2 separate regions of the Homo sapiens genome follow, and region 1 is linked to region 2. The links are chromatin contacts, found by Hi-C or POLR2A ChIA-PET in ENCODE. All regions are on one chromosome and are shown on one strand. Each heading gives the region's core, a stretch centred on a gene start or an enhancer-like site at or near the end of the contact. The rest is flanking DNA. Distances are from core to core; before and after follow the strand shown. Region 1 holds the start of BCAR1 (BCAR1 scaffold protein, Cas family member). Region 2 holds the start of CHST6 (carbohydrate sulfotransferase 6).

Region 1 (6,326 bases), core at 3,370-5,869, 240 kb after region 2:
GGTGCTTACCAGTAGGCACACGCCTGGGTTATGAGGTGGAAGGTGCGAGCTCTGCTGGCCATGGGAGCTGCGTGGGGCATTGCCCCTCTCTCTGCCTCCAGGTAGCCGTCGTTCCGTCCTGGTCCCAGGGCAGCAGTGAGGAATGACTGGTGTTGGGGTGTGGGCTGTCCGTTCTGTGTGTGACAGTAGGTTCACCTCCGTGCTATCCACAAAGGTTCCGTGCCCTCGCCTGGGTTTTGTTTTTGTTTTTTTGAGACGTAGTTTCGCTCTCTCGCCCAGGCTGGAGTGCAATGGCACCATCTTGGCTCACTGCAACCTCCGCCTCCCGGGTTCAAGTGATTCTCCAGCCTCAGCCTCCTGAGTAGCTGGGATTACAGGCATGTGCCACCACGCCCGGCTAATTTTGTATTTTTAGTAGAGACGGGGTTTCACCATGTTGGTCAGGCTGGTCTTGAACTCTTGACCTCAGATGATCTGCCCGCCTTGGCCTCCCAAAGTGCTGGGATTACAGGCGTGAGCCACTGTGCCCAGCTGTTTTTTGTTTTTTTTTTTGAGATGGAGCCTTGCTCTATCGCCCAGGCTGGAGTACAGTGGCGTGATCTCAGCTCACTGCTTCACCTCCTGGTTCAAGCAATTATCCTGCCTCAGCCTCCTGAGTAGCTGGGATTACAGGTGCCCGCCACCACGGCCAGCTAATTTTTGTATTTTTAGTAGAGACGGAGTTTCGCCATGTTGGACAGGCTAGTCTCGACCTCCTAAAGTGCTGAGATTACAGGCGTGAGCCACCTTGCCCAGCCTTGCCTTGGTTTTGAGCTTGCCACTGTGAGTGTCCAGCCTAGGGGGATGGTGTCAGCTCTCATTGGCCCTCCAGAGATACCGTTTCTTCCTGTTCCTGGGGCTGGCAGTGCTCACCTCCGGCCTCAGGAAATCCTCTCCTGCTGCCGCTCCCAGAGCTGGCCATCAACCGAGTCCACCCTCCCTGCTGCTGGGAGGCCGAGGCTTCAGGAGGGGAGGGGGCTGTGTGCCTTTACACTGTGCAAACTGGTTTTAGCCTGCTCTTTTCACTTTAGTTTGTTGTAAGCATTTTCTTGCATTATTTCAGTCTTTGGAAGAGGCCATCTAATAGCTGCAAGCTATTCTACTGAGGCGCTGTGGTTTGTCTCACCGGTCCCCTAGAATTAGCATTGATAGGTGAGCCTGTTTTGCTCCATGCTTTGCTGTCATAAATGCTGCAGTGGACATTGGTGAGCATTGAGCAAGAAAAGTTCTGTGCAGTGGGTCTGTCCTGAAGGCAGATCTCAGAAAGCCCAAAGAGCAGGAACCCTATCCCAGGCTTATCTTTCCACTTGGGTCCAGTATAACCCCCTCCACTCCAGACACTTAGTGTCCTGGTGTGCTGGGTCCACCTGTTTTCTGTACAAACAGCTATTCCAGGCCCTGAGGGGTTGGAGACATCCCTTCCAGCCTGTGAGCTCATCTTCAACCTGGCTGGAGGTGCCAGGCCACTCCTGGGATGACACAACTGTCTGGGAGGGCCCTGTGCTGGTGCCCCGGCCACATATCTGCAGCTGTCTCCCTTGGTCTGGCAACAACCTCTCCCAGCTCCTCCTTATTCAGGGCGTCTCTCCTTGCTGCCAGTCCCACTGTGTGTATACGCATGCGTGTGTGCTGTGTGTATGCAAGTGTGTGCCTCTGCACTTAGGCGTGACTTAACCACCCCCATCCTCCAGACTGGGGCAGCCTCAGATTTCTTCACCCAGGCCAGCCTATCCCATGAGGGCCACCTCTGAGGTCCCACCCAGTCAACAAATGTTTACTGCACCCCTTCTCACCAATGGGGCTAAACTTAGTGGGGTGGGGGTGGTGCTGGCCCCAGTGCTGAGCTCAGTTTTACTGGGGAGGAAGGTGCTTAGGTCTCAGTTGCCTGTCCTTTTGCAGTCTGAGTGTGACAGGGGTGTTTGGCTTTCTGAGCCTGGAGTGCTGCTGTCCCTGTCCCTAGATTCCCTTCCTGCTGCAGGGTGGGCTGAGGTCTAGCAGCCCCATTTCTTCCCTGGCCCTGTCCCTTCTGTGCCCCGAAATGTGTGGGATGGGGCAGTGGTTGGTAAACTGGGTCTCGGTCTCTTCATGTGAAAAATGGGGCTAGGCTGGGTGCAGTGGCTCACGCCTATAATCCCAGCACTTTGGGAGGCTGAGGTGGGTGAATCACTTGAGGTCAGGAGTTCGAGACCAGCCTGACCAATATGGTGAAACCCCATCTCAAAAAAAAAAAAAATTGGGGCTAACGGTGAGCCTGTTTTGCAGGATTGCTGTGTGCACAAAATAAATGCATGGGCATAGGGCCCCTGGCACTGGCTGGGCGCAGAGGCTGTGCTGGGTATGTGGGGCTGCATCCCTGTCCTTGACAGCGGAGGTCCGGGAGGCTGGACTGGGGGTGGGGTGAGGTTCTGCCCCCATATACCCCGGCCAGAGCCTGGCCAGTGGGTGCTCCTCCCCCACCCCCCAGCTACATCCCCATCAACACTGTGGGGCTTAACTTCTGGGGCCTTGTTTCCAAAGCGGAAATGCCATTCTGGGAGGCACAGGCTTTTGGGGGAGGGAATTTAAGTGGAAAAGGAGCAAATTTTTGAAATGCCTGTGTCGGAGCCTGTTTCCCTTGCTGCCTCCTGCTCACACCAGCAGCCCCACCCCCAGTGCTGTTCTAATGCAGCTACTGGGGGAGGAGGGTCTCATCCCCCAAGGTTCCAGCCATCCACCTCCTCTCTGCACCGCCCTCCTTGGCCAACTAGGATGGAGCAGGGGCCAGCTCCCTTGAGGGCCAGGCCTTTTGTGTCCTTGCCCGTCCCTGCAGAGACTGCTGCCTGGGGCCCTGCCAGCAGGGCACTGCCTGCCCATGAGGCCTGGTCTCCCCTCCCCACAGAAGTGGAGGCCCAGGGATGACCTCAGGCTCCTGAGGGTCCCGCTGGTTCAGACCTGCTCTCTGGGAAGCTGGTGTGCCAGCCAGGCTGAGGAGTGGGTGGCTGGACAGGGTCAGGGTGCAGGAGGGGCCCGGCACAGCTCTTGGGAACAAGCAGGAGGAGATGCTCCAGGCAGCTTCCCTGAAGGCTGGCTCCTCTTCTGAGGCGAGGCGGGCTGTGTCGGGGAGGCACAGGGTGTTGGCTAGCTGTTCTGTTCCTCCTGAGGACTCTGGGTCATGCTCTGTCTCATCCCACTGCTCCTTCCTCACCCGCTGTGCTGTGAGTTCTGGCCAATGCTTCCCAAGCCAAATATTGAAGAAATGCAGACGTCCAGTTTTTTGGGAGGGGTGGGACACAGGAGTCTGTTTTTTAACTAGCTCCCCAGAGCACCTGAGCAGCAAATCATGGGCTGTCCTAGCCCCTTTTCAGATGAGAAAGGAGCCCAGAGAGGGGAGAGGGCCTGCCAAGGTGGCACATCTGGCCAGGCGCTGCGTAGGCTGAGCCCTGGGGGTCAGACAGAGGGGCAGCTGCAGGCCCACCTGGGCTTGTGTCTTCCATAGGCCATGCTTGAGAATTCTCTGCTGCGTGAAGCCGGGTCTACCCCGCTGCTTCCCTGCCACCAGGGCTGCCTCGTGGCATCCCATTGCTCAGCCAGTGGCCCAGGATTGTTGACTGAGGGTCCTGTCTGGTCTGGACCAGGCTCGGTCCTATCATCTCCCTGCAGATTGTGCCTCCCTGGCCTGGCCCAGGGGCTCTGGCACCCTGGTTCTGCTGCATGGGGTGACAGTCACTGACCTGCAACCGAGCAAGGGGCAACTCAGGAGAGCCAAGGTTGTCTCCACTCGGTTTCCCCCGAGTGATTCTTCCTTCTATCTCCCTCATTCCCCCAGTGCCGCTCTCCTACCCCATGTCGCTGAAGCAGATGAGTTGGAGCAGGACTCAGGAGGGTACTAGGCCCAGGTTTTAGGCTGAACCTAGGAATGAGTAATGAGAGGAGGCAGATCAGCTGGAGGACCAGCCCGAGTCCCCAGATGTCGGCACAATGCAGGGGAAGGTAGGTGCTGCCCGTGAAAAGCGCTGGGTCGAGAGCTCGCCAGCCTCCCTGCTTGAGGCTTCATTTCCTGGGGTCCTTACACGGTGGGACCGTCTACAGTCGGAGCTGTGGTGGTGATGATTCGTCTCCTACAGGCTGGGGCACGCCCCCTCCCCTTTCCCTCTAGATTCAGATTTGAGTCCCACGGCCCATGGACACGCGATGAATGCCCTGGGGTTGGTTAGCGGGAAAGACAAGTCGACTTGAGGCCATGTCTCGGCTCTGGAGGAAGAAGGCAAACCGGGCAGCCTTCCCAGAAGTGGAGGAGTTTGCGTAGGCCTTCGGTGCGTTCTCGCCTGGGTGGAAGGCGGGGACGTGCATTTGTTGGAGAGCGGTGTCCTGCGCCCTAGGCTGGAAGCCTGGCCTCGGGCAGGGGCCTGGAGCCTCGGGGTTGGAGGTGGGGGGCGGGGCGGGGGGCGGCCCCTACTGGGCGGGCTTCTGTCTGCGCGCCCGCGCCCCCGACAGGCGGCTTATTTGCATGGAGAGCGGCGGCGGCCAATGGGCGCGCGCGGCCGGGCATGCTGGGATCGGGCTGGGCCGGCTGGGCCGTGGCGGCAGGCGGAGAGCGGCTGGACCGGCTCTGGGTGGCCGAGGCGGCAGCTGCGCGGCGGCACCGGGGCGGCTGCGGCGCGCTCGGAGCCCCGAGGGCACGCGGCCCGGGCAGCTCGGTGTGCGCCCCCGCGAGAGCCGGGGCCCCAGGCCCGCCGGACACCATGAACCACCTGGTGAGGGCGCCAGGTGGGGCCGGGCCGCGTACGGGCTTGGAGGCGGCAGCGGGCTGGAAGGGGTTAAGCGAGCGGCATTTCCTGCCGGACCTGCGGGGCCTGGGAACCGCCGGCCGGGGTCCGCGGCCCTGGGATCTCCTTCTGCCCTGGCCGGGAAGCCGGGAGGCAGGAACCGCGGGGGCTCCGGAGCCTGTGCGCCTCGGGTGCGTTGGCGGGGCCGGGCGCGGGGGCCGCCAGCCGGTAGGAGGGTTCCTGTGTCGGGAAAGTGGCTGGCGGGGCCCGCGCTCCCCGGCCGACGGCCGCCTGCTGTGTCACCTTGGGCCTCTGCGCCCTGCCTCCGAGCCTCAGTTTCCTCGGCTGCGAGGAGGGGCCGTTGAGCCTCTGGCGGGTGGTCCGGCTGGTGTGGCGTGGGGACTGCCCACCGGCTCCCGGAGAGGGAGGAGCTCCGGGGGACCGAGGCCGGGCGGGCAAGTGCGTGGCGCCAGCGGGGAAGGCTGCGCAGCCGGAGCACCCGGCTCCAGTTAATGATTCACTCCGGCCGCCGGCGCGGGGTTCCGGGAGCGGAGCGGGAGTGGGGGCGGGCGCGCCGCGGGCTTTGCAGCCCCGCACGCCGAGCGCCGGTGGAAGCCGGGTCCTGGCCACAGGAGTCCTAGCCGCACGCGAGTGTCGCGGGAGGGGGCCAGGGCCGGGTTCTGCAGTGTGGACATGAAGGCTTTGGAGTCCATGGTTGGGGGACCCGCAAGAGCTAGAGCAGGGTCGGAGCTCCCTCTCGAGGGTCCGAGAGGCTGATCGCTGGACCGAGGTGAGGGAGTTGGGAAAGCGGAGATTTGCCTAGGGGTGCGGGGTGAGGGGCTTACGGCCTGGAAGATGTTGGGGTTTCGAGTTCCAGATCGGGGACAGCAGCTCCTTTTCTACCACAAGGCTCCCGTTCCCTCCTGAGAGTCCCTGGTTTCCTTTCCCACACCCCTCCCGGGGCCCGCCGCAGCTTTGGTCACCTTCTCAGAATGACCATGGGTTGATCTCTTCTTTGCTAGTGAGATGTTTCCCATCGCCCTGGGCCGGGACACGCCCCCTCTTGTGCCCATTCCTTTCCCTCGGTGGAGAGTTGGGTGGTGGGGGCTGGCCGGCCTGTGAGAGCAGGTGTCGGGGTGCCTGGAGAATCGGGGCCCAGGTACGGGGGTGGCGGGGCTGTGGGGAAAAGAGCTTTGGGGAGGAGCTGCTGACACTTCCTCCTGGCACTGCTTGCCCGGGAGCTGGGTGGAGGCAGGGCAGGGCAGGGCAGTCCCAGGTTCTGCCAGGAAAGTCACCTTGGGCTGGGGCAGGAGGCTTGGAGCTTCTGGCCGTTACTGTTTGTCTGAGCAGGAGGGTGAGCACTGTGTACTGGTACCATGGCCCCAGGTCTAGGCGAGGGATGGAAATAAGGACAGTGCCACTAGGGCCTCCTGTCTGTACAGGAGGGGCCCTGAGACAGCTCCTCAAACCCCTTTCCCATTATACGGATGGTGCAGATGGGGACACTGAGGTACAGAGAGACAGTCAGTTGTCCTCAGAATT
Region 2 (7,063 bases), core at 478-2,977:
CATGCCTGTAATCCGAGCACTTTGGGAGACAGAGGCGGGCAGATCACATCTGAGCTCAGGAGTTCGAGACCAGCCTGGACAACATGGTGAAACCCTGTCTCTACTAAAAGTACAAAAATTAGCCTGGCGTGGTGGTGGGCACCTGTAATCCCAGCTATTCAGGAGGCTGAGGCAAGAGAATCACTTGAACTCGAGAGGCGGAGGTTGCAGTGAGCCTAGATCCTGCCATTGCACTCCAGCCTGGGCTACAAAAGTGAGACTCCATCTGAAAAAAAAATCAGTATCAAAATCATGAACAACACTTATATGAACCCTGTACATAAATCCTTGTTTCTGGTTTATTTCCTTAAGATAGCTCCTAGAAAGGAATTACCAATCCGAAAAGCTTACGACCATTGTCAAGAATCTTAATTCATCTTGCCAAACCACAACCAGGAAGGACTGCTTATTTCTTCTCCCAGCAGCAGGGAGTTCTTGATTAAGATCCCATCACTAATTTGACAAGACCTAGAAATGCTTCATCCTTTTCAGGTGCCTGGGCTCTGCCCTGTTATTTGTAAAGGGGATTTTTTTTTTTTTTTTTTTTGAAACAGTTTCGCTCTGTCGCCCAGGCTGGAGTGCAGTGGTGCAATCTCAGCTCACTGCAACCTCCGCTTCCTGGGCTCAAGCAGTTCTCCTGCCTTAGCCTCCTGAGTAGCTAGGATTACAGGTGCCTGCCACCACGCCCGGCTAATTTTTGTATTTTTAGTAGAGACGGGGTTTCACCCTGTTGGCCAGGCTGGTCTCGAACTCCTGACCTCGTGATCCACCCACTACGGCCCCCCAAAGTGCTGGGATTACAGGCGTGAGACACCGCGCCTGGCCGGATTTTTTTTTTTTTTTTTTGCGAGGGAGTCTCGCTTTGTCGCCCAGGCTGGAGTGCAGTGGTGCGATCTCGGCTCACTGCAAGCTCCGCCTCCCGGGTTCACGCCATTCTCCTGCCTCAGCCTCCCGAGTAGCTGGGACTACAGGTGCCCGCCACCAGGCCTGGCTAATTTTTTTGTATTTTTAGTAGAGACGGGGTTTCACTGTGTTAGCCAGGATGATTTCGATCTCCTGACCTCGTGATCCGCCCGCCTCGGCCTCCCAAAGTGCTGGGATTACAGGCGTGAGCCACCGCGCCCAGCCCTGGCCGGAAATATCTTATTTATTGAAACGTATCATGTCTTTATCTGGACCTGCTATGAACCTGCGCCTCTGGGCCTAGGCTAGGGCAGGGAATGCGCAGGAGGAGGGGAAAAGCTGCGGACCCAGCTCCTAAGGCCACCTGGTCTCTCCGCTCTTCCCAGTTGGGACACTGCACCGGGTCCATGTGTCATCCAGGTGCCGTGGCCTTGGGAAGGGTTTGGATTCCAAGTCACCTCGCCGCAAGGATGCCCCCGAGAGTGAGGAGGGTCAAGATTAAGATTCGACTTCCTTCACTAGGGCCTTTGTCCTCCCAGGAGCCCCCCTTCTCTGGGGATTTGGGGTGGGGTGGGGTACAACGTTCCTCTGTAGTCAGATGAGAGGTGACTCTGCCAGCGCCCTTTGACATTCTGGGCTAAAAGTTGAGCCTCTCAGAGCCCCAGCCCACCTGGGCCCTCCTGCCCCGCCCTCGGCCGGCGCCCCTCCCCCGAGGCGTGGCCCCTCGGTCGGGGGTGGGCCAACCGGCTCCTTCCTTCCCCCACGGCGCTAGCTCCCGCTGGCCACCTCGGGACCGCAGCCACGTCTGAAAGCGCCTCATTGTGTGCGCTCGGGCGGGCTGCACCGGGCAGCGCCGAGGGTTGCCGGCCGGCGCGCGGGGAGTAGAGGGCGCGGGCCGCAGTGCCGGGTTCCAGAGGGAGCTCTGCGCCGGGTCCTTCCCTGTGGTAGCCCCAGGACACCCCCAGCCTCAACATCCCATTCTGGGACTCCTGCCCTGTTCCCACATTCGTTCTACCTCGAGTCTCCAGGAGCTTCCAGTGGCTTGGTCACCGCCAACTCTCGTCCATGCCTCTTAGAGCCCCTTTCCCGGCCTCACCGGGTGTCGCTTAATAGTCTTGGGACCTTAAGGAGCAAGTCAGCCCCTGCGGACCCTCCCAGTGAAGAGAAAGAGCTGGCTGTGCGGTGGAATTTGGAAGAGACGACGTTTGGGAGCCTTTGCTGAGTCCAGGGAGAGAGGCGTCCCCCACCGTGCCGCTGCAGCTCGGGCAGAGCCGCCAAGCTTTGGGGTACGTTGGTTCTTCATTCTCCGCGGGGGATGTCCCCACACTCGGGTCGGCTGGGGGCCGGGCTGGTGGCACAGCTGGGGACGCTCCTCTGTCCTGCACCGGGGACCTGGGGTGGCGGGAAGAGCTGGGAGTGGCTTTTCCATCAGCAACGTGGAAAGGGCATCGCCGCTGTTGGCGCCGGTTTGGAAGTGTCTTGCTGGGGCTTCGGCTGCGCAGGAGAATCCTCACTGCGAGGGGAGAACCCCTTTTGTCTCGATACTTGAGTTTCAAAGGACATGACTTTCAAAAGCTCTCCAAGGGCTTTTTCCATAGAATTATTGAGAGACGGTAGCTTGGCGGGTTGATTTGGAACCAGACCCAGGGGAATTGGAGTCCTGCGTCACTGCTTCTGACGGCTTCATCTTGGGCTTCAGGACAGGCCCTCTGGGCCTCAGGACAGGTGCCTAGCAAATGTTGACTTTCCTTTCTCCTCCCTTTTTCACAGAGGCAAGGCAGTCAAGTTTCCCATTTTTGAGGATGGGAAAACTGAGGCCTGAAGAGCAGAAAGGAGTTGGCTGACTTAAACCCACAAGCGAGTAGGCCAAGTACCAGGGCCTCTGAGGGTGCTATGCTGCTCCGGGAGCTGGGGCTGGGCTCCTCTCCAGCCTGAGAGGCCGGAACTTTTCTGGCTTTGTTCTACAAACAGAGTCAACTGGAGTATAGAGAGCCAGAGAGTGACTTGCTCTAAGTCACACCCCTCACTGGTAGTAGAGACAGGATTTGAACCCAATCCGGCTTCAGAAGCCAAGCTTCTAAGGCCAGTCGCAGTGGTTCACGCCTGTAATCCCAGCACTTTGGGAGGCCGAGGCAGGTGGATCACCTGAGGTCAGGAGTTCAAGACCAGCCTGGCCAACATGGTGAAACCCCATCTCTACTAAAAATACAAAAATAAGCTGGGCATGGTGGTGAGTGCCTGTAATCCCAGCTACTTGGGAGGCTGAGGCAGAAGAATCACTTGAACCCAGGAGGCGGAGGTTGCAGTGAGCTGAGATTGCGGTACTTCACTCCAGTCTGGACAACAGCGAGACTCCATCTCAGAAAAAACACAAGCCAGGCCTCTAGCCATGACTTTCCAGCGTCTTCTGTTTTGTTTGCCCTTGTGGGGACCCTGTCTGTGCCTGCCACATTCTGTTGCTGGGGCACTGGGGCACCTGAATCTGGTAGAGCCATTGTCCTTGGGTTTTCCTCATTCAAAGACTTTCCCTTGGATTCATAGAATATAAGTGTGGCCCAGGAAGGAAGATTGCTAAGCAAATACTCATAAGTGCACTATGCGCCAGACTTTGTTCTGCTTTACAAATATCCACTCACTCACTCTTTCAATCAAGCCCATGAGTTGGGTTATATTGTTTCCCCCACTTTACAGATTTTTTTTTTTTTTTTTGATACGGAGTCTCGCTCTGTCACCGAGGCTGGAGTGCAGTGAAAGTGACATAATCTCGGCTCACTGCAACCTCTCCGCATCCCAGGTTCAAGCGATTCTCCTGCCTCAAATTCCTGAGTAGCTGGGATTACAGGCACCCGCCACCACGCCCGGCTAATTTTTGTATTTTTAGTAAAGATGGGGTTTCACTATGTTGGTCAGGCTGGTCTCAAACTCCTGACCTCGTGATCCGCCCTCCTCAGCCTCGCAAAGTGCTGGGATTACAGGTGTGAGCCACCGCACCTGACCTTCCAGATTTTTTTTTAACCAAGCAGGCACAGAAGGAAGTAACTTGCACAAGATCGCTCAGTAAATGGTCAAGTGGGATTCACACTCTTAACCTCAGTGCTCTATACCTACTGTCTTTAATGAGACAGACACCATTCTGCTTCTAGTGTCTTGGGCGGGGAAATGGGTCCAGAAATACATGAACAAGATTGTTCTGGGTAGTGATAATAGTATTAATAATAATTTCTCACTATCACCTATTAGTCAATATTGAAATATATCTGATTACCTCTAGGGTATCTCCTGGCAGATGTTTTTTTCAAATCAGAATCCACACAAGGTCCACATGTTGCATTTGACTATGTGTTTTTTGGTTTTGGTTTTTGTTTTTGTTTTTGTTTGAGATGGAGTCTCTCTCTGTCGCCCAGACTGGAGTGCAGTGGCGTGATCTCAGCTCACTGCAGCTTCGGACTCCTGGCTCCAGTGATTCTCCTGCCTCAGCCTCCTGGGTAGCTAGGATTACAAGCACGTGCCACCACACCTGGCTACTTTTTGTGTATTTAGTAAAGACAGGGTTTCACCATGTTTGGCCAGGCTGGTCTCCAACTCCTGACCTAAGGTGATCTGCCTGTCTTGGCCTCCCAGAGTGCTGGGATTACAGGCGTGAGCCACCGCGCCCGGCCCTGAGTTATTTTCCTATAAAATAGTCTCTTCCTTTTTCTGTCATAGATTTGGAAGTATGATTTACTTTTAAAAAATAAGGTAATTAAAATAAATGGTTAATAAACCAGGGAACATTCCAGATTATCTCTGTAATGAGAGGGCTCTGTCAATACTTAGGGAAACAGGCAAATGTGCTAAAAGCACAGTCCCACTCCGTACCCTGTGTGTGTTGCTGCACAGAAGAAGTGGGGAACCCTCAGACTTTATGGCCTCCAGCTGTAAGGTACTACAATTTAGACCAAGGCAGGTGCTGTTTGAAGTGCCCTGTGAGAATCCCTAAAGCTCCCAGCCAAGGAAAAGGGTTTGTGTGTTGCTATCTGCTTATCTGCTCTGAAATGCCCCAGGGCAGTGGCTCTGAGCCAGGGAGGCTTGAGGCTCCTTTCCCAGGCTAATTAGAATTCATTTCCCAGTAGATTTTGAAGGCAGATCTGTTTTCTCCATCAGCATCTGGGCCTTGCAGTCCCAGCCCCCTGCCTCTGGGGGATGCCATGCAGCTGCATCACCAGGACTGGCAGAGTTGGCAGATGTGGCCAGGGCTTGGGGGCCAGGCACAGCTTCAGCCACAGCCTGGCCCAGCCCACAGTCCTGGTGTTGAGAGTGTGCATGGGAGCTCTGACACCTTTTAGTGCAGAGCGGGTAATTCATGCCCCTGGACTTCTCTGGCTAACTGGGTACTCAGGTCAGCTGGGAGATGGTTTTGCAGGCACCTGTCTCTCTGCAGTGATAGCTGGACAAAGACAAACTCCACCTAAGCCTCCTTTAACCAACTAGAAATTTCTGATTTTATCATTGTAGTAAAAGTCTGATGTAGACTATCTGGAAAATGCAGCAAAGCACTAATAAGAAAATAAATTACCAGCCGGGCACGGTGGCTCACGCCTGTAATCCCAGCACTTTGGGAGACTGAGGCAGGCGGATCACGAGGTCAGGAGATCGAGACCATCCTGGCTAACACGGTGAAACCCGGTCTCTACTAAAAAATACAAAAAATTAGCCAGGCGTGGCGTCGGGCACCTGTAGTCCCAGCTACTCAGGAGGCTGAGGCAGGAGAATGGCATGAACCTGGGAGGCAGAGTTTGCAGTAAGCCGAGATCGTGCCACTGCACTCCAGCCTAGGCGACAGAGCAAGACTCCGTCTCAAAAAATAAAAATAAAAAAAAATTACCTGTAAACTGGCCATAGAAAAATAAACACCAAACTTCAGTGTGCATCTCCCATACTTTGTATTTTTTTAAATAATGGCTTTATTGAGATAGAATTCATGTATGTTAAAGTTTATATATATTATATATAAGTATATTATATTTTATATATATATATATATATATATATATATTTTTTTTTTTTTTTTTTTTTTTTTTAAGACGGAGTTTCACTCTTGTCACCCAAGCTGGAGTGCAGTGGCTTGATTTCAGCTCACTGCAAACTCTGCCTTCCTGACCTCAGGTGATCCACCCATTTAATCCAAAGTGCTGGGATTACATGCGTGAGCCACTGCGTCCGGCCCAAAGTTTATATTTTAAAAGTGTACAGTTCACTGGCTTATAGTATATTCAGTGTTTTCACATTGAACTTTGTATATATCAGTACTTTATTCTTTTTTATTGCAGATAATTGTCTACTGTGTGGTTACACCACATTTTGTTTATCTATTCATCAGCTGATAGACATTAGGGATGTCTCCACTTTTTGGCTATTACGAATAATGCTGCTGTGCAAATTCATGAGCAGGTTTTCATGTGGGCTTGTATGTTCAGTTCTCTAGGGTGTGTACCCAGGAGTGGATCTGCTGTATCATATGGTCACTCTATTCAACCTTTCGAGAAACCACCAAATTGTTTCTTCAGGAAATGCACCATCTGACATCCCCATTTTATGAGGATCCCCACGTCTCTGTCATCTCACCAACACTTGTAATTATATATTATTTATTATAATTACCTTTTTAAGATTGTAACCTTCTTGGTGGATGGAAAGTGACTTGTCACTGTGGTTTAATTTGCATTTCCCCGCTGCCTAAAAATGTTAAGCATCTTTCCTTTTTTTTTGAGACGGAGTTTCACTCTTGTTGCCCAGGCTGGAGTGCAATGGTGCGATCTCGGCTCACCACAACCTCTGCCTCCCAGGTTCAAGTGATTCTCCTGCCTCAGCCTCCCGAGTAGCTGGGTTTACAGGCATGCGCCACCATGCCTGGCTAATTTTGTATTCTTAGTAGAGACGGAATTTCTCCATGTTGGTCAGGCTGGTCTCGAACTCCCGACCTCAGGTGATCCACCAGCCTTGGCCTCCCAAAGTGCTGGGATTACAGGCGTGAGCCACTGTGCCCGGCCTTTTTTTTTTTTTTTTTTTTTTTGAGGCAAAGTCTCGCTCTTGTTCCCCAGGCTAGAATGCAATGGCACAACCTTGGCTCACTGCAACCTCT

Evidence for each region. Hi-C counts contacts between places; a loop is a spot of excess contacts on that map. ChIA-PET counts read pairs that join two places held with the same protein, here RNA polymerase II (POLR2A). Pooled maps may share reads with other maps.
Region 1: a loop to region 2 is called in a pooled map, with 1.8 times the contacts of the local background. The contact joins the promoter of BCAR1 here to the promoter of CHST6 in region 2. A Hi-C loop is called at or near these places in 1 of 50 pooled maps. POLR2A ChIA-PET finds 5 or more read pairs at or near these places in 2 of 52 experiments (WTC11 and activated CD4-positive, alpha-beta T cell).

The regions. Positions count from the first base shown.
Region 1 is chr16:75,249,917-75,256,242 of GRCh38, reverse strand. It overlaps BCAR1 (BCAR1 scaffold protein, Cas family member), which reads left to right and starts at 4,619. Exons shown (of 7, transcript NM_014567.5): 1 at 4,619-4,772. The coding sequence starts at 4,761. It overlaps LOC105371344 (a long non-coding RNA gene), which reads right to left and starts at 445. Exons shown (of 3, transcript XR_933740.3): 1 at 10-445. RefSeq lists enhancers at 1-84, 1-92, 85-624, 625-1,165, 3,867-4,407 and 3 more and silencers at 1-92, 4,407-4,516, 4,577-4,736.
Region 2 is chr16:75,490,105-75,497,167 of GRCh38, reverse strand. CHST6 (carbohydrate sulfotransferase 6) reads left to right here and starts at 1,727. Exons shown (of 3, transcript NM_021615.5): 1 at 1,727-2,228. RefSeq lists a silencer at 1,524-1,853 and an enhancer at 2,154-2,333.